Linked DNA regions of Homo sapiens: all the other regions are linked to region 2. Evidence: read pairs that join two places in POLR2A ChIA-PET (ENCODE). Cell type or tissue: PC-9. All regions are shown on one strand. Each heading gives the region's core, and the rest is flanking DNA. Links, peaks and the distances in the headings are about the cores only. Region 1 overlaps HERC1 (HECT and RLD domain containing E3 ubiquitin protein ligase family member 1). Region 2 overlaps USP3 (ubiquitin specific peptidase 3). Region 3 overlaps APH1B (aph-1B gamma-secretase subunit).

Region 1 (7,128 bases), core at 1,313-6,312, 210 kb after region 2:
GGAAAAAGCTTGTGAAAATGGGTCCCCTCAGAAAAAGCTAGTGCAGAGGATCTGGGATGGGTTCAAGGAGGCCAGTGTGGCTGGGGCAAACCGTGCATGCACAGAATGGGTAGAAGACATCAGAGAGCTGGCTGGGGACCAGATCCCAACGGCCTTGCAGGCCAGTACAAGTCCTCCAGGTTTTACTCGGGGAAAAATGAGAAGCAGCATTAGAAGGCTTTGAACAGAGATACAACATGATCTGAGATGTATTTTTGAAAGCTCACTCTGCTGAGTGGAGAACTGACTTATAGGGACAGCAATAGCAGAAGTAATTATTGCAGTAATTCAAGTGAGAAATGATGATGACTCAGAAAAAGGTAAGAGCAGCGAAGGTAATGACAAGTGGCTGGAGAGTCCACATGCATTTTGAAGGCAGAATTGACAGAATTTGTTGATAGATCAGATCTGTGATGTGAGAATATGAGAGAAGTCAAAGGTGATTCTAAATGTATTTAAAATGTAGTTGGCATTTACTGAGAAAGGAAGACCACATGAACAGTTTCGAGGGTAGGGAGCTGGAATCAGGAGTCTAGTTTTGAATACTCTCCATTAGACATTCTAGAGGAGATAGTGAGTAAACTAGTCAAATATACATGTATCTGGTATTTGATGCCATAAAAGTATATACTGTGAATACAAGTACATTTAAGTGGGTAAGAAATGAAACAACATTTCTTAAAACAGAAATGAAGACATGTAGTTGAAAACCGAAATCACAACATTAGATGATGAGGACTAGTCAGGTGCTTTTTCTTCCCTTTTTTTTTTTTTTTAAGAGACAGGGTCTCACTCCTGCTGTCCAGGCTGGAGTGCAGTGGTGGCTACATAGCTCACTGCAGTCTCAAACCCCTGGGCTCAAGCGATCCTCCTGCCTCAGCCTCCTAAGTAGCTAGAGTTACAGGCATGAGCTACCACACTCGGCCTCTTCCCATTCTTTAATTCTATGTTGGCACACCAGTATTGTACTTTAACAATGTAGTATATTCAGTAGATTTCAAATGGGGGTGGGAGAGTTATTGTCCACCCTGCTCCCAGAGGGACTGCTAGTCTCCGTTCATTTGACAGATTTGCTAAATATCTGGGCTACTTATAAACAAAACAAAACCAACAAAAAACACGCTTGAAAAATTTTTAGCCTCAAATTAATTTTGGTTCTTAATTCCTTCTTAAAACTCTCATCTCCAGAGATAAAAATGTTATATGCTGGTTTTCATTTCAGTATGCCTAAGTCAGAAATTTAAGTTCAGACTTATCCTGCTTTATCAGTAAAAAAAATTGACAAGGACAAATATGCCAGATTTTAAGAAATTCTTAAAGCCCACAGAGAATCTTAGAATGACAATCCTCATCAGGCTCTTAGGAAATCATCCATTCCATGGAATTGCTTGCTATTCTGAGAACTGCTATGACTAAAAAATCCAACAAGACTCCATTTCAAGGAACCTAATATTCAATTTTAAAAGCAAACTAAAGTAACACTCTTTGTTGTGTTTTAAATTTAGCAGGTATTACTCTCCTATGCCATTTTTAAAATAATGGGTTCCTTTAAAACACCTTCATTAAAATTATGTTCATTTCATACCAAACAACAAAGAATGTTTCCACTATTCAGGAATAAAGTCTATGCTTACAGTGTATAAGCAATACAACAAACAGACCCATACAACAAGTTTTTATTCACCTTATATCTAGTTTTTTTTTTAGTTCTCACTGCAAGGTAATAAGTGATAATGTGGTATAGAAAACCTAACTGCACATCCCAAGCAAATGTTACAAATATGAAATATCAGAAAATACATCTTAGAAAGTAAACTTTTTTCCTCCTCATTACTATTTCACCTCTGGTAGGAGTCACCACAACAGAATGAATGAATAAATGATTAACAAACAAAATGGGGCCAGGCGCCGTGGCTCACACCTGTAATCCCAGCACTTTGGGAAGCCGAGGCGGATGGATCACCTGAGGTCACGAGTTCGAGACCAGCCATGGCCAACATGGCATAAACCCCATCTCTACTAAAAATACAAAAATTAGCTGGGTGTGGTGGTGCAGGCCTGTAATCCCAGCTACTCAGGAGGCTGAGGCAGGAGAATCGTTTGAACTCGGAAGGCGGAGGTTGCAGTGAGCTGGGATCACGCCACTGCACTCCAGCCTGGACGATAAGAGGAGACTCTGTCTCAAAAAACAAAAAACAAAAAAAAGATGAGATTAAACATTCAAAGGTGTCATCTTATTGGCAGATCTGAATAATATGTATCTCATTTCATTTTCTTTATAAAAAATAAAGGCCAATAAAAAGTAAAAATGTATTTATTTTTGCCATTTTGATCACACAAGAAAGAAAATCCAAAAAAAATGGACAAAACTAATGACAGGATAAGAGAATGACACAGAGAAAGAAAACTAGAGATAGGTGATTCTGAACAATCCCGATCATCGTTAAAAAAACAAAGGAGCTAAAAAGAAATCAGGTACAGCCTTTGAAAATATGTACATAAAATTAATTTTCTTTGTTGTTGTTGCTTGTTTTTTGAGGCAGAGTCTCACTCTGTCACTCAGGCTGGAATGCAGTGGTGCAATCTTGACTCACTGCAACCTCCACCTCCTGGGTTCAAGTGATTGTTGTCCTTTAGCCTCCCGAGTAGCTGGGATTACAGGCACACGCCTCCATGACCAGCTAATATTTTTTTGTATTTTTAGTAGAGACAGGGTTTTGCCATGTTGGCCAGGCTGGTCTCAAACTCCTGACCTCAAGTGATACCTCCCACCTCAGCCTCCCAAAGTGCTGAGATTACAGGCGTGAGCCACTGTGCCCAGCCTATAAAATTAATTTTCTCAAATAATATTAGAAACTGAAATACCACCACAAACTTGCATAGTACTTTACCATGGTACTTAATAGTATATCTTATCTCAAACTGGAATCTTCACCAGCACTCTAGAGTAGGCAAAATGTTTTATAGATGAATACTGACCACACCTATAGCTTAGACTTCTAAGTACACATCCTTTCAGTCATTAAACCATGGCTTGCAAAGGGAAGATAATCGTTAAACAGACTCTTAAAATAGATCCATTTACATAGCACGGAATATAACAGTCTCCCTTATCCATGATCTTGCTTTTCATGGTTTCAGTTACTTGCGATCAACTGTGGTCCAAAAATATTAAATGGAAAATTCCAGAAATAAACAATTCATAACTTTTAAATTGCATGCCCTTCTGAGTAGTATGATGAAATCTCACGAAGTCACTTAGTAACCCTCTTGGTTTTATGATCTACTGCTGCGGTATCACAGTGATTGTGTTCAAGTAACCCTTATTTTACTTAATACTGGCCCCAAAATGCAAGAGTAGTGATTCAGTTAGCATATTATTGTAATTGTTCTATTTTATTACTGTTGTTGTTAATGTCTTACTATGCCTAATTTATAAATTAAACTTTACCATGGGCAAGTATGTACACACAGGAAAAAACGTAATGTATATAAGGTACGGTACTACCTGTGGTTTCAAGCAATCTACTGGGAGTCTTGGAACACATCACCCGCGGATATGGGGAGACTACTATACTTCAGTAAAATGATTACCTATAAATGTATTATATAAATCTCAATTTTCACACAGTAGGTTTAAGTGGAATACATGTATATAAAAAATAGTTACACTATTTTCCACAAAGGGAAAAACAAATTGTTTAAAAATGTTAATAAAATATCTTTTTCTATTAAAAAAAAGGGTGATCCCTATAATTTTCACTTACATATATTGCATATATATTTGCGAGCATTATGAGCTAACTACAAATTTACTCCCTTTATCTTCTTTATCTTACCTTTACTAACAGCATAGTCCTGCATGCTGATCCAAAGGCTTCGGGCAGGCTCTTTAGAACAACCCAATGCCAAGTCTACATAGACAGCAATTTCAGGCCGCAATTTATAATCAAAAGGCTTCTGTTCTTCATTTCCAGAAAGTGCTACTTCTAACAGGCAACTCATACATTTATCTAAAAAAAATACTCACGTTACCAATTTTAACATCATAAATTTTGGTGCTACAGATAAAATCTTACCACATTTATTTAATGATTATGAAATGATAAACTTCAAACCATTTTAAGTAGATGCTACCAAGGTAAAGTCCTTTAATGTTTTTCAGTTGGAGGTAGTATCAACCCTTTTACATTCTCCAAAAGGATGTGACACTCTACCAATTGTGACACTCCAAAAAAACCTCTGGTATTTTGCAGTCAAATGCTTTACCTCTGAGCTATACCCTACAACTCTGGCGTTTTGGCAGGCAGAGGCCAGAGAAACTAAATGTCCTACACGTGCAATGGTCTTGTATAACAAAAAACCAACGCGTTCAAAATGGAATGATATCCTCTTTGAGAAACAAGGAACCATTGAAAATGCGACTAGACCTTTTTTTAATAGACTTAAGTAAAAATAATCAGTTAAAAATGATCCATGTAAAAGATACCATGAACAATTTCTCAATTGATATTTATATTTGTACAGGTGGTTCCTAACTTTTCAGTGTGACATTTGACATTCAGAATTCATTTCACATTTAAAAATCAAACAAAACCATGTTCTAAGTGATGATGAGGTTCTTGGGCTAGTATCAAAAATCAATTCAACCCATAGTATAACTGAATTATTGTATTTTTATAATTTTACAAAGGCTAATACCTTTTTCTAATACATACAAGTAAACAAAATAAAATTTTAATAGTTTCATGATTTTATAACTTAAAAAGTGAAAAATAACATTAAACAGAAATTGATTTTCTTCATATTAAAGGCCAGTTTAATTGAATAAATATAACAGAAATATGAAGAGGGTAGAGATAGAGATACTTTTGTTCTCAGGAGGTCCTTTAGGACTGTCACAAGGTTAAACACTGACAGCAGTGGAATTATCTTTATCATGTTAAAGACCCCTTGAAAAACCATGATTTTACTTTCTTTAACAAAATGTTTCATAAACACCAGTCCAACATTCACCAGCCATGGCCAAAATCACTTTCTGGTTCATAAATGAAATGATGAATGTACACTCATATTTGGAAATGGAGGAAAATCCTCAACTGCTTCCCTCACTCCCACTCTCCAACCCTCCAAATCCCAAAGTATAATCTTTCTCATTTTGTTTTGTTTTTTCTTTTCTTTTCCGCTCTCCTTCTTTCCTCTCAGTCTCTCTTAGACTTTCCTTCAGGGACATGTTGAGTCTCTTTGTCTTATCAGAGAAATAATAAATTTTAGATCTAATAATATCATGTAGCCTGTCTAATCCAAATCATTATTTTATAGAATCAAAATTAGAAGCCTAGAGAGATTAAAGGACCAATTCTAGATAAAACAACTGGATTATCTGGGGTACCAGATAAGTCTTCATGTTCAGTCTAGGAACTAGCCTGCCAGCAATATATACAAATGGGAGATGCTGCAGAAGGGAAATTCTAAAGGCACTTTAAGTGGCGAAGAAAAAATTAGGACATAATATAATGTCAGCATGAAAGCAAGACAGGCTGGGAGGAAAAGAGGCTGCCACTCACATCTCAGGGGTGCTGCACTGATAAGTCATGGTTAAGTACTCTTACAGTGCTTTACATTCTGGGAAGCAGTTTCATAACCTCCAAGCCTCGGAAAATAAGTGATGAAGCATTGAGTTAGATGACTTGCTCAAAATGAGTGATAAATATGACAGAGTAGGACCAGACCTACAATTTCTATTTCCTCTGGGGGCTCTTTTCACCATATTGTGCTGCACGATTTAACCATTTTTCTTAGGGCTCCAAGTCATAGCCCCAGATTCCCTACACTGCTAATGTTGCAATTGGTGCCTGTCAGTTCTCTATTTAGCAAATCAGAATAGAGAAATCTCCAACTGAGGTACAAACAGGCATGTATTTTAAATGCTGCAGAGAAGCACATTACCCAATTGAGGAGTGTCCATTTCTACACCGTCACTGAACAGTGGCGTTTTCATCCAATATGCAGTGTCCTGTTCCTCTGGAGACACAGGGGAGCCCTGAAGCATGCCACCAAGACACCGCCCAATAAGGAGAGCAATTGTTCTTTCTAGATCCACAAGCCATACCCAGGACTGAGCTGGCTGAGGTAATGGCAGACCAGCAGGATCAATTAGTTCTGGCCCTCCTAAAGACAAAATCATTAGTTATTGTGTCTTTATCTGGTACTTTTAAGATTCAAAATATTTCTCATAGTCTCCTACCGTACTGCAATAAGATACTGATGCAAAATATTTTATGATGAAAACACAAATTATAATACTTTCTGTATTTTTTCTCTTTACCAGACTGATTTAAAATAATATCCAGAGAAGTTATGCTATCAAATAAAATTTTCCTTGGAAAAGTTACTAATTTTAAGATAAACATTAAAACAACATATGACAACATTATTCCAATCAATTATATTCCTACTTTTCATTACCCAGACCAAAATTCACTATCTTTAGGGAGTATTCTGAGTTTATTCCTCCAAAATCAACACACAAATTTATCCATTAAAATGACATTCAAGATTGTTTAATGCTTTTTAAGGCCTGAATTCAGAATTGTCTTAATACTAAGATCCAGACCCATGCTTTCTTTTTTTCTGGGGGGCGGGGGTGGAGGGGAGCAGACAGAGTCTCGTTCTGTCACTCAGGCTGGAGTGCAGTGGCATGATCTTGGGTCACTGAAACCTCTGCCTCCCAGGTTCAAACAATTCTCCTGTCTCAGCCTCCCAAGTAGCTGGGAGTATAGGTGTGCACCACGGTGCCTGGCTAATTTTTGTATTTTTAGTAGAGATGGGGTTTCACCATGTTGGCCAGGCTGGTCTTGAACTCCTGACCTCAGGTGATCCGGCGGCCTCAGCCTCCCAAAGTGCTGGGATTATAGGCATGAGCCATCATGCCGGGCCCAGATCCATGCTTTTTTATTGTACATTTGTTTTTAAAAGTTCTTGACTTCACGAAATGACAGCTATAAGGAACACATACCAATGAAATAAAAATAGAGACTGAAAAATCCAAAAAGCAGTTATTTGAAATGATAATGGATAAGTTATCTA
Region 2 (7,128 bases), core at 1,182-6,181:
AACCCATTTTATGTAGGCCTCCCGTCTTAACCCGTTGGCATCCATTTGTTGATATAATCTAGCGTTATTGTATTAAGCTTGATCTTGTTCTTGCGTGCCTGTCGTTTCAGTGATTAAATGATGAATCTGTGAGTCCTTAACTAACTCATTATCTTGGAGTGTTATATAGTCGTATTTTTTTTCTCCCACACTCTTGATTTTATTTTATTTTTGTTTTTTTCATAGGGGACCAAAAGGGTAGCCGATGTGTTGACTAATACTGTGACTGGGTATTGAATCTGATTATGTTCTTATTAAGGAGGGGAAAATCCCTGTTTTGGCACTGGGACAATAAAAGTAATGCCCTTGCCTTATTTTCTTTGCGAGTTTGCAATTATACCACGGTAAGACAGCCAAGCAAATTGCAAAATGCCACAACATTCTAGGTTCTACCAGTTAGCAGTACCTAATTGGACAAATAGTTCTATTTTCTTTGAGTATCAGTTTCCTTATATAATCTGCAAAGAAAAGGGTAATACTTTGCATTTACTTCACAGGTTGCTGTTAGGATGAACAAGGTAATTTTTTGTGAAAACTTTGAGAAACTTGTATACACTGTTCTAGTAATAGGTGGTATTAGAGGTCAGAACATCTTTGTAAAGAGGACTCTGAATAATTAAATATCCAAAGCCCATTAAATGGGGACTAGAACAGACTGGCTTTATGCTGAATGATGCTTTACAGGGAGATACAGAACTCAACAAGATTACAAGAAGTAAGAAGTAATTATACTTCAGAATTAGCATGAGCTTCTTATCCATGGAAGGCACTGTGTGTTGGGTTATATAATTGTGTATGACAGTGGTTCTTACACTTTTTGATCTTAGGACCCCTTTACACTCTTAAAAATTGTTGAGCACCTGAAGAGCCTTCGTGTAGCTTATATCTGTTGATGATGTTTATTAGAAATTAAAACTGAGAAAAACTTAAAATATGTATTTATTAATATGCTTACAAATAATAATAGACCCACACCCATAACATAAATTGACAGTTTATGTAAAATGTTTTTCAAAACAAAAATTTAGTGGGAAGAATGGCATTATTTTGCCTTTTTGTAACTCTTTGTTCAGCTTTATAGAAGACAGCTGGATTCTTACATTGCTTCTGCATTCAGTCTCTTGAGATGTCACATCATGCAGCCTCAGGAACACCCCACTGCATGCTTGTGAGAGAATGACTGTAAACAAAAGTAACATCTTAAATATTATGTATGAAAATTGTTTTGACCTTCTGGATCCCCTGAATGGGTCCTGGAAACTTTCAGGGGTCCAGGACCACACTTTGAGAACCCACTTGTGTAAGCTATAGTTAACAGTTAAGGATACCTGCTCATATCAAAATAACTTTAAAAAATTAGAGAAATCCTTAAGGCTACCAACGTTTATGTTTCTGTAGAGACCTGAGGTTTTTGAAATGTATTAGCTGGGAAATAGAGCATGGGCTCTAGTAGTCCTTTGCTGCCAAAAAAGTTAACAGTCTAATCTAGCTGGGGGAGAGACAGGAAGCTAACTAGTTAGAAGATACATCCATGTGGTTTAAGGTAAATGTTGAAAATAGCTATCTCCTAATAACGTAAAGGCTGATTTATGTCTAATTGTTGCTTAAGGGATTCTAGTTTAAAATGAAAAAGTTTTAAATAAAAGGGCATTCTCTCAAGCTTTTTGTTATGTGCACATACCAGATGTTATTTTCAGAAGTTGGAGGCTTGGGCATTCCTTATTTTTGTGGGTAAAAGAGTTTAACCAGTGGGAAAAAACAAAAATTGTTTAAAAAGATGCCCTGAATGCAAGTGTTTTGATAACTAAGGAAAGCCAAGGACCAAGCATTTGAACTTGAGGGTTTGGGTTAAACAGCCAGTTAAATTAGAGATATTTAGTAGGATAGGCATGCTAATTTTTCCCTGATTAATTCTTCAATGAGTTGAGAGTGCCTCTTTAAGTTTTCAGTACACACTTGCCTTCATATTACTCTACCCAAGAAAAGTAAGTGTAGATCAAGTAAATGTTCTGCAATTTTGCACCAAAAACTGCAGATAATTCCACCCAAAATACTGGAGATAAACCCTTTTTTAAGAGATCCATTCAGTAGGATGAGGTGTTGATTATTGGTTGTCAGTGGTAATAAATTTGTAATGGACTGATCAGGTTGTGATAAAGAGAAGAAATCAACCTTGATGGAGTGATGGGTTATTTTGTATCGTATTTCTCCACAACCTACATTTAACACTCGTTTGCCCAGTGGACTAAATTTTCTAAATACAATCAGTCATTTCCTTGTCATTAGGTCAAATGCTTTTACTGCTTTTTAGTAACATTCTATGATGTCTTTATTAAGTGCCTAATACTTAATAGAGCAATTAGTAAATATTTGCCTGATAAATAAAGGAACTATCACTTAGATGTGTCTGGCAGGGTCTTTATGTTGAAAATAAACGCAGAGTGAACTTTCCCCAGAATGCTTTCACTAGCCCGCACTCCCAGTATTTTAGTCAGTAAACGTTGGCTGGATTGTGAGCAAATGACCATCTGCAGTGTTGTTATCACAATGAATTTGTGTTCTTTTGGCAGTCTGTATTTATAGATGGGCAGGTGGACAATTTAGTTGTAAATGTGGATGGGGTAGTTAAAAATCAGTGGACAGGTGATACTTTTTTCACATTAATTCTAAAAAGTAGTATTTGAGTTTTATATATCCTTCTGAAGAATTTAAACTTTTTTGGTAATATTTATAAAGCTTAAGTCAAATGTCTTTCTAGTCTTTCTGCAGTATTCCTCCCCAACCCCGTCCCCCAGAATCTTAGAGCAATCTCAGCTTATTTCTAGAGTCTCTAAATGATTGCTCATGGATGTGAAATGTGTGAAATTTAGAATGTGCTCCATGTATGTGTTTTGTTTAAAGAAGCTTCAGTATAGAGATTGAGCCTAACATTTACTTGTTGTGAAGAAGTTTTGACACATTGATGAGAAGTTCTTTCCCTAATAATATGCTTAATAGTGTATACAGAACATCCTTCATGGTCTAAGCAGAAGAAATGATGGAGTTGGGGGAAGAATTCGAACTCTTTGGTGTGGTTTCCTGTTATTTATCCTCAAAATAATTTATTCTCATTCTTTGCTTGTACACCATTAGCCTTAGGCTCGTGTAACAGCCTCCTTTTTCCTCATTGAAATGTATGTAATTTCCTTCTCCACTGGAATATAAAAGATTGATTTTGGATCCTTCAAGCTAGATTTAGAAATACTTATGTTTTTATAGTGTTTGCAGCTCAGTGAGTAGACCAGTGAGTAATTTAGTGTGTAGCTCAGTGAGTCATTTAAATTCCTGTTTTAAAATTTGAGTCCCTCTTCCATCAGGAGCTGATTAACATGTACATTTCCCCTAACCTAACCTGCTCGTTTTTTTTCTTTTTGAGCTTTTCTCCCCTTCTTGAGCTTGTTTGTTTGTTTTTAATATTTTTCCTTCTTTGAAAACAAAATGTTAGTCTCCTTTGATTAAGCTGCAGTCTCTGACCTACATACATACAGGTTTGTGTTCAACCAAGGCATTGAAATAAATAGATTTAGTCGGTAGATTATCATTGTTTGAAGTGGAAAAGGTATGCTGTTTAACATATTTTGATATTTTATGTTTATTCATTGCCTCTTTAGACAGGAGAGCAATTGCATTCTAGGTGTGTTAATAGAGCTTTCCTGGACAGATGGCTTGGAAGGAAGTACTTTGATGGGTTCTCAGTAGGGGCTAGTACTTTTTGGAGGGTGTGTTTGTGATTAAGCTTACCTTGATTGACAGTTTAGAATGCTGAGAATAGCATTAACAACAGTAACAGCTTGTTCATCTTACCTAGAATTGTCTTGTGCCAAGACCCCTCAAGATGCTCTGAGATTTCTGTGTAGTGGTTTCTTTTGAGAATGTAGGTAAGAATAGGTGTCCTTGAGACTGAAAAGAAATTCACCTAAAATTGTTCATTGTGGTTGTATCTTAAAATCTTTGGGGTCGTTGAATGAACTTTGGCTTAGAAATTTGTAGAGATCGTCTTTTTAACTGCTGTGAGTCTGCAGATGTGATTATCTATAGTAATTCCAGATGTTTTCTCATCTATTAGTTTTACTGAGTAGGAAGATAACTGAGAACAACATAAAGTAACTTCAAAGCAGTTTGCTAGCATTTAATCCTGACTAATTTAATTAATTATTCATCCTTGTAGTTTTTCCTATTTTATTGATTATGAAACTGAGACAAAGGTTACGAGTTGCCCAAGATGCTTGGGGAGTATTAAAGATAGCCCAAAGCTTAAACTCTAACACTGTTCAGACTTTTAGCTTGCTTTTTCTTAAAAAAAAAAAAAAAAGAGTCTTTATTTTGTTATTCAGTAACTTAATGCTTGACAATTTAAAAAATACAAAATGTTTGGAACACATACTTTAAATAATTCCTTTGAAGATTTTTGATATGAAAATATATTTTAAGTTCCACATCTCAAAAATTACTTATTTTAAAATTTGGTCTTTTGTTACCCCCCTCACCCAATTTAATATTGAAAGTGCTGGCAAGTTGGAACAAGGAATTGGTGATATAGTTTGGAAGAAACAACTATTTTAAATGTCAACCTTGTTATACTCAGATCTAATATTTTTATAGGCCGAAATTCATATTGCATTAGTTCAGACATAATAAACCAGCCTCCTCACTATAGCTATGGATAAAATGCAATTAGCTTTTGGTTATTTTTAAAATGGGTTTCAGTTATTGAAGTCTCTCCACCCCCCTTATTTTTTCATTTTGTTTCTGTTAGAGAAGATTCTTCTTGGAGGTGGTTTGTTGTAGGGTGGAGGAAGGAGAGAATTCTTAAGGTATAGAATTTTGCATTTGCTTCTGGTAGCTCAGAGATTATTTGAAATCTTTGCTTTTAGTCAGTATACTTTGTTGATTCCATTTAGTTATTCTAAGATTTTCCAATTGTATTTCCTGTAAAAGTTATAGTCTTTAGACCATAAAAACTAAAACTAGTAACTGCAGATCTTTTTTTTTTTTTTTTTTTTTGAGATGGAGTCTCACCCTGTTCCCCAGGCTGGAGTGTGATGGCACGATCTTGTCTCACTGCAACCTCCGCCTCTCGGGCTCAAGTAATTCTTTGCCTCAGCCTCCTGAGTGGCTGGGATTACAGACGCACACCACCATACCCGGCTAATTTTTTGTATCTTTAGTAGAGTCAGGGTTTCACTCAAATTCCTGACCTCGTGATCCTCCTGCCTTGGCCTCCCAAAGTGCTGGGATTACATGTGTGAGCCTCCGTGCCTAGCCAGTAACTGCAGATCTTAAAACAGATTTCCCCTCTTCTTCTTCTTCCTCTTCTTCCTCTTCTTCTTCCTCCTCTTCTTCTTCTTCCTCTTCTTCCTCTTCCTCCTCTTCCTCCTCTTCCTCTTCTTCTTCTTTCTTCTTTCTTCTTTCTTTTTCTTCTTTCTTCCTTCTTCTTCTTTCTTCTTTCTTTTTCTTTCTTCTTTCTTCCTTCTTTTTCTTTCTTCTTTCTTCTTCTTCGGAATCTCACTCTTTGGCCAGGCTGGAGTGCAGTGGCACGATCTCAGCTCACCGAAACCTCCACTCCCAGGTTCAAGTGATTCTCCTGCTTCAGCCTCCCAAGTAGTTGGAATTACAGGCAGCCACCACCATGCCTGGCTAATTTTTGTGTTTTTAGTAGAGACGGGGTTTCACTGTGTTGGCCAGGCTGGTCTTGAACTCCTGACCTTGTGATCCACCTGCCTCGGCCTCCCAAAATACTGGGATTACAGGTGTGAGCCACTGCACCAGGCCTCCCCCTTTCTTAAGATACAAGGAAGTGTATCTTTTCAGTGTGTGCTCTTTATGGATGTATACAATGCAGATGAATTTAGGAAGGCAATTTCAGATTTTGAAAACTGTTGAAATTAAACTTGAACATTGAAAAATCAAATTTGCAGTTGTCTTAAGTGTTTGCATTAGTTAGATGCTTCACAATTAATAAATACTAGCTAATATAATTTTATAAGACCCTTTGAAGAGGGAATTGTGAGTTTATTTTTAAGATAAGCCAGGTTATATCAAAGATATTGTAACCAACTAGATTTTATTTGGAGACTTTGTACTCTGCTTTAGAATCCAGTAGCTCTATCAGTGTGAGCTGTTTCCATTCTTGAGTAGAAGTTTTCTCCTGTTATTTTTTCTTTGTTCTAGCTGGGTTTAAGACAGCCTTCTTTGTAGAAATTGTTGGCCTGTTTATCCTTCACCCACCCTGAAGACACTTAATTTTATGGACTGTTCTTGTACTGCCTCATCACCAGAAAAAGCAGGCTGGAAATTAACTGTCATATTCCCGCAGGTTTAATTTAACTGATTATAAGAAAGTACAGTTATTGTTCTACCTTCTTTAAATCTTTGTCCTTGATGACCAAGCTCAGGTTTTTATTTTTGCTTATTTATTTATTTTTTGGAAATGGAGTCTCACTCTGTCACCCAGTCTGGAGTGCAGTGGTGCAGTCATAGCTCGTTACAGCCTGGAACTCGCGGGCTTAAGTGATCCTTCCACTTCAGCCTCCCAAGTAGCTGGGACTCCAGGCATGTGCCACCACGCTCAGCTAATTTTTAAATTTTTTTGTAGAGATAGGGTCTCGATGTTACCCAGGTCTTGAACTTCTGACTCTGAGTGATCTTTCCACCTCAGCCTCCCAAAGTGCTGGGATTACAGATATGAGCCACCAGTCTGGGTGGGTTTTCTTTTTTAAATAATAGATTTAAATTGTTCATTACTTTGTTTTGAACATTTGTTGCACAATGCCGGAGTAATATTTTGATTAAAGTTTTTGAATATCAAGTTGAAATTTCTAGAAAACAAATTTCTGACTTGGAATGTTTCCCTGAGATAATCGATGGATGACATGTTAGAAAAATGTTCTACTATATTAGGCATTTAAAAAATAACTGTATAATATAGAGACTGTGGGAGCAACAATGGTACAAATTGCTGGTTGAGCAAATTTTAATTTTAGTTGCACACAGTAAAATGTTCTTTGGTTTCATTAAGATTAACTCTTATTTCCATGTGAATTATTTTGG
Region 3 (5,000 bases), core at 1-5,000, 210 kb before region 2:
AGCAGCCTTTGGCTTGCTCTGACTTAGTTAGAGATACCCTGCCCGTGTTAGGGGAAGCTAGGTGATGGCAGTTTCTGTGCTGGCAGGAAGCCAGTATTAGACGCAATTGCTGTCTTAGGCCATTAGCTTTGCAAGGACAGAAAAATAGGCATCGGGAATGAGGGAAAGGAACACGTGTGAAAATGAAGGTGCTTATGAATCTGTGTGTTAGAGCATTTGGGGTATATTCAGGAAGGGTGAAGGAGCCAAATAGTAAATGTTGTTTCTTTTTTTTTTTTTTTTTGAGACGGAGTCTTGCTCTGTCGCCCAGGCTGGAATGCAGTGGTGCCATCTTGGCTCACTGCAACCTCTGCCTCCTGGGTTCGAGCGATTCTCCTGCCTCAGCCTCCCGAGTAGCTGGGACTACAGGTGTGTGCCACCATGCCTGGCTAATTTTTTGTATTTTTTAGGAGAGATGGGGTTTCACCATGTAGGCCAGGATGGTCTTGATCTCCTGACCTGGTGATCTTCCTGCCTTGGCCTCCCAGGCGTGAGCCACCCCGCCCGGCTGTAAATGTTGTTTCTTGAAGATAACACTGAAACGTTTTGCTTAGAAATAGGTTAGAAATATTCACTACCAAGATACTTTGACTTAGAAGTTTATTAGAAGAGGAAGTCCATTATCGACTAGACAGTTACAGTCGTCACAAACTGATATACAGTACTTGTTAGAATTATTCCGCTTTCTGATTAATGTATTACAACATATAAAAATTATGGAAGCTCCTTTTATTAATCTGGGTTATAAACTAACGTTGATATTCTTATGGTTAACTTAGGGAAGTTTTTTTGGCTTAAGAATATTAGAACAGGCTGGGCATTATGGCTCAAGCCTGTGATTCCAGCACTTTGGGAAGCTGAGGTGGGCAGATTGCCTGAACTCCCAGGAGTTTGAGACCAGCCTGGGCAACATGACAAAACCCTGTCTCCACTTAAAACAGAAAAAAATTAGTCGGGCCTGGTGGTGCACACCTGTAGTCCCAGCTACTCAGGAGGCTGAGGTGGGAGAATTACCTGAGCCCCAGGAGGTGGAGGCTATAGTGAGCCATGATCGCACCATTGCACTCCAGTCTGGGTGACAGAGTTGAGAACCTGTCTCAGAAAAGAAAAAAAAGAATATTAGAACAAAGCAAATTTGGGGGTTAGATTTACTGAAGGACTTTTAGAATTTTATATTTAGGAACATTAACTGAGAAAGGTTTAGTAATTAAAAGGTTGTACTCTAGAGATACTATTAGCAAATTTTCATTACTAGCTGGAATTTGTTCCTTTTACTAATGAGAAGGGTTTAAATAGGATGTATGTAGCTGTAGCCACGTGTGTGTGGCAGAATGATGCAGATATCCGGGTCTGTTTCTGTTGGACCTCTTAACCAACTGCAGAGGGAGGAAAGAGTAAATCCCGGCATTCTAACATAGCACGTCGTGATAGTGAAGGCTGTGATGACCATCAAAGCCACCCGGAAACGAGAGCTGACTGCATAAATGAGCCGAGTATGAACATAGCACGGTATTTTAATACATGTCCAAGGGATCTCTTCTAGATATTGTGTTAATAAAATGGTAAACTGAAAGGATGGGGAAAGGTTCTATGAGACTGTGTTTCATGTGTTGTAATAGTCCCAGTGGCTAGAAAGTGCCTGGCCCATGCTGGCCACTGCAGACATACTTGTTATGTGGGTTGATGAAAGAGGGGAGGAAGAAAATAAATGTAAGAGTAATACAAAGTCAGAGGAAGAAATAATCTACAAGAATGAAGAGAAATGCATTTTTGTTTTTATTTTTTATTTATTTTTTTGAGACAGGGTCTAGCTCTGTCACCCAGGCTGGAGTGCAGTGGTGTGATGATGGCTCGTGTAGCCTCAACCTCCCTGGCCTCAGGTAATCCTCCCACGTCAGCCTCCTGAGTAGCTGAAACTACAGCTGCACACTGCCACGCCTGGCTAATTTTTGTATTTGTTGTAGAGACAGGGTTTTCTTATGTTGCCTAAGCTGGTTTCGAACTCCTGGGCTCAAGTGGTCCACCCACCTCAGCCTCCCAGGTGCTGGGATTATAGGAGTAAGCCACTGTGCCTGGCCAGGAATGCATTTTTAAGACATAGTCAAGTACCCAGGAGACTTGGATATAAATGGTCATTGCTGGCTGCTGTCTCACTTTCTCACCTGATAGTACAACTCACTGAGAACTCTGGCTTATTTGTCTTTGAATCTGTAGACCATAGCACACGGTAGCTACCACATATTAAAAAGATATGGATTGCCAAGCACTGTTTTTCCTTGTAACAGCCCTATGTGGTATTATCCCCATTTTAAAAATAAAGGAAATGGAAGCTCAGAGAGTTTAAATAGCTTGTCCAAAGCCACGCAGTGGAGCTGGGATTCTAACTCAGAACCATCTGACTCTAAAGATAATATATATAATCTTCAGGCCAGGCTGTCTAGGTGCTCAGTAGATTGTGTTGAATGTAAAAAAAAAAAAAAAGGAGGAGGGTAGGTGTTAGGAAATAATTTACGGAGGAGAGGTGGCATTTGAACTGGATTGTAAATAAAAGTAAGATTCGGATGTGGTGAAATGGAGAGGGGTGGTGCTGAGGGGCAGAGTCTTCAGACAAAAGGGATAATCTATTTAAAAAGAAAAAAGAAAACCAGAGGTATAGACAGAGTGAAGAAGAGTTCTGGTTTTCTTCCATAGGATGCAGTTGAAGATAGTAGAGAACATGGTGTCAAGGTAATTGGGGTGTAGATTGTAGAGGTCCTTGAATGCTAGTCTGAGGTGTATGGACTTGACTTTGGAGGCAAAGTCAATCCATCAGACTTCTTAGTAAGAAGGACCAAGAAATATGGACCTAGAATTTGGAAGAAAGTCAGGGCTAATGATGTCTTGAGGATGCTTGCCTAAAACTCACAGTAATGCTCTTTTGGACAAGAGGAGACTGAAACTCCTGTAAATGAGAGAATTTTTGTTGTTTTGTTTTTGTTTTGTTTTGTTTTTGAGATGGAGTCTTGCTCTGTCACCCAGGCTGGAGTGCAGTGGCACTATCTCGGCTCACTGCAAGCTCCGCCTCCCAGGTTCACGCCATTCTCCTGCCTCAGCCTCCCGAGCAGCTGGGACTACAGGTGCCCTCCACCACGCCCGGCTAATTTTTTGTATTTTTAGTACAGACGGGGTTTTACCGTGTTAGCCAGGATGGTCTCGATCTCCTGACCTCGTGATACTCCTGCCTCGGCCTCCCAAAGTGCTGGGATTACAGGTGTGAGCCATCGCGCCCAGCCCCTGAGAGCATTTTTAAATGAACTGTAGGCCTTGACTATAGGAGCATAATTGTGTCTCAGTGTCCCTGGTAAACACTTCTTTCCCCACTCAGTATTGGTCGCAAAGAAAGAACATCCAATTGGAAAAGGCAATCGGGTTTTATTCCCTGGCCAGAAAACGGAGAAGGTGAGCTCTTGTGCTAAATGTACTTTCTCCCCAAGCAGTAGAAGGCATAGGGGGACTAGGTGTGGGGCGGGAAAGGAATGTGAGCATGTATGGGATGGGACTCCAGACGTGAAGGTGCTATCCATGAACATATGCCTTCATATATTATATGTGCATGAAATGGCAGGGATTTTCTTTCAGGGGAGGGAGTTTTAGCATTGTAAAGATATGCTGATGATCTAAATGCAAATAGGAGTCACCTATTCCAGTTTGTGCTGGTTTTGCGAGGTCTTCCTCTGGTATCTGGTCAGGGGTCAAGAAGCTCTGGTGCCATCTCGAGCCATCTGGTTTCTTTAAGCAGCTGTGCCTATTGATAAAGGAACTAAAGAAAAACAGTTAAAAAAAAACAAAAACAAGAACTAAGGACCTTTCCCGGTTATTTCATCAGGGCTGCCCTGGTAACATCAATATTCAGAAAGAATGGCAAACATAAGCTGCCAAACAGATGACACCTTAATGGTGTCATTGCTTTCTCTTGACATTTGATTGTCATCTAGATTCTGAAAAACCCTTAGAAAATGAACACCTTATGATTTCTTTAAAAAATCAGTGTTTCCATTTGTGTCAGTTTCTGTCTTGATCTTTTCTGACACAAAAACTTTAAAACTTAAACTGCACTCCTGGGCATCTTCAGCGGTCTCAGCTCCCCGCCGTCACCAAGCATCTCTCTCCAGGGAGGCCTCCTTTTCCGGGGTCATCACCGGGGTTAAAATACATCACTTTAGCTTCATCTGCCATAGCGTCAAAACTTTGGAAACTGTTTCTCTTCTAATTTAGTTAAAATATCTACCACCGTTTACTGAAATAATTACACGTTTACACCAGATATAACAGCTTTCTTTCATCACAACAGTTACGTCTTTTAGTTTTGCATGTTTTAGAATTCATATCAATGAAATAATACGCATTTTTTCACGATACGGTTTTCTTTTCTACATAACATTAGATTCTTGAGATAATTTATATCGTAGACCATATAGTATTCCATTGTGTGAATAGAGCAGGATTTATTTATCCATTCTGGTAATGATGGACATATTTCATTATTACAGACAGTGCTGACTTAAACTTATATATGCTCCTTGTGCAGATGTGTACGTTTCTCTAGAGCAATGGCTCTGAAACTTGACCGTGCCTCAGAATCACCTGGAGGGCTGTTTAAACACGGATTGCTGGGCTCCCACCCCATTGTTTCTGATTCAGGAAGTGCGGGGTGGGTCCCCATAATTTGGAGTTCTAACAAGTTCCCAGGTGCAGTGATCTATTAATTTCAGAACTAATTGCTTCAGAGTCTAGCTCTAGCTGCAGAATTGCTGGAGTGAAATAGAGAATGCAAATTCCTCTTTAATTTGTAATGCTAGACTGTTTTCCTATCAGCAGTATGAAAGAGAGTTGTCAGACTTGAATTTTTGCCAGTCTGGTGGGTGTTAATGATTTCTTATTATGTGGCTGAAAGAGGAAATCTAGATGCCTTTTTATTTTCC

Evidence for each region. ChIA-PET counts read pairs that join two places held together with the same protein. Peaks named below come from ENCODE experiments on the same cell type or tissue, not always from the same donor. Only the 100,000 strongest peaks of a DNase experiment are listed, where the experiment ranks them.
Region 1: POLR2A ChIA-PET joins it to region 2 with 6 read pairs; 2 of 35 experiments call an interaction of 5 or more read pairs at or near these places.
Region 3: POLR2A ChIA-PET joins it to region 2 with 8 read pairs; 2 of 35 experiments call an interaction of 5 or more read pairs at or near these places.

What each region holds. Positions count from the first base shown.
Region 1 is chr15:63,719,304-63,726,431 of GRCh38, forward strand. HERC1 (HECT and RLD domain containing E3 ubiquitin protein ligase family member 1) reads right to left here. Exons shown (of 78, transcript NM_003922.4): 18 at 5,989-6,210; 19 at 3,879-4,052. Among named protein-coding and RNA genes, the nearest start is that of HERC1, 110 kb to the right of the region's middle. RefSeq lists a silencer at 2,671-2,847. In PC-9, for the core only: no CTCF peak of the experiment used is centred there; no DNase peak of the experiment used is centred there.
Region 2 is chr15:63,506,893-63,514,020 of GRCh38, forward strand. All of the region lies in intron 1 of USP3 (ubiquitin specific peptidase 3), which reads left to right. Among named protein-coding and RNA genes, the nearest start is that of USP3, 5.9 kb to the left of the region's middle. In PC-9, for the core only: no CTCF peak of the experiment used is centred there; a DNase peak (open chromatin) is centred at 3,329; H3K4me3 peaks cover 1,176 bases; H3K27ac peaks cover 2,622 bases.
Region 3 is chr15:63,296,393-63,301,392 of GRCh38, forward strand. The region is part of intron 4 of APH1B (aph-1B gamma-secretase subunit); the gene reads left to right. Among named protein-coding and RNA genes, the nearest start is that of APH1B, 21 kb to the left of the region's middle. In PC-9, for the core only: no CTCF peak of the experiment used is centred there; no DNase peak of the experiment used is centred there.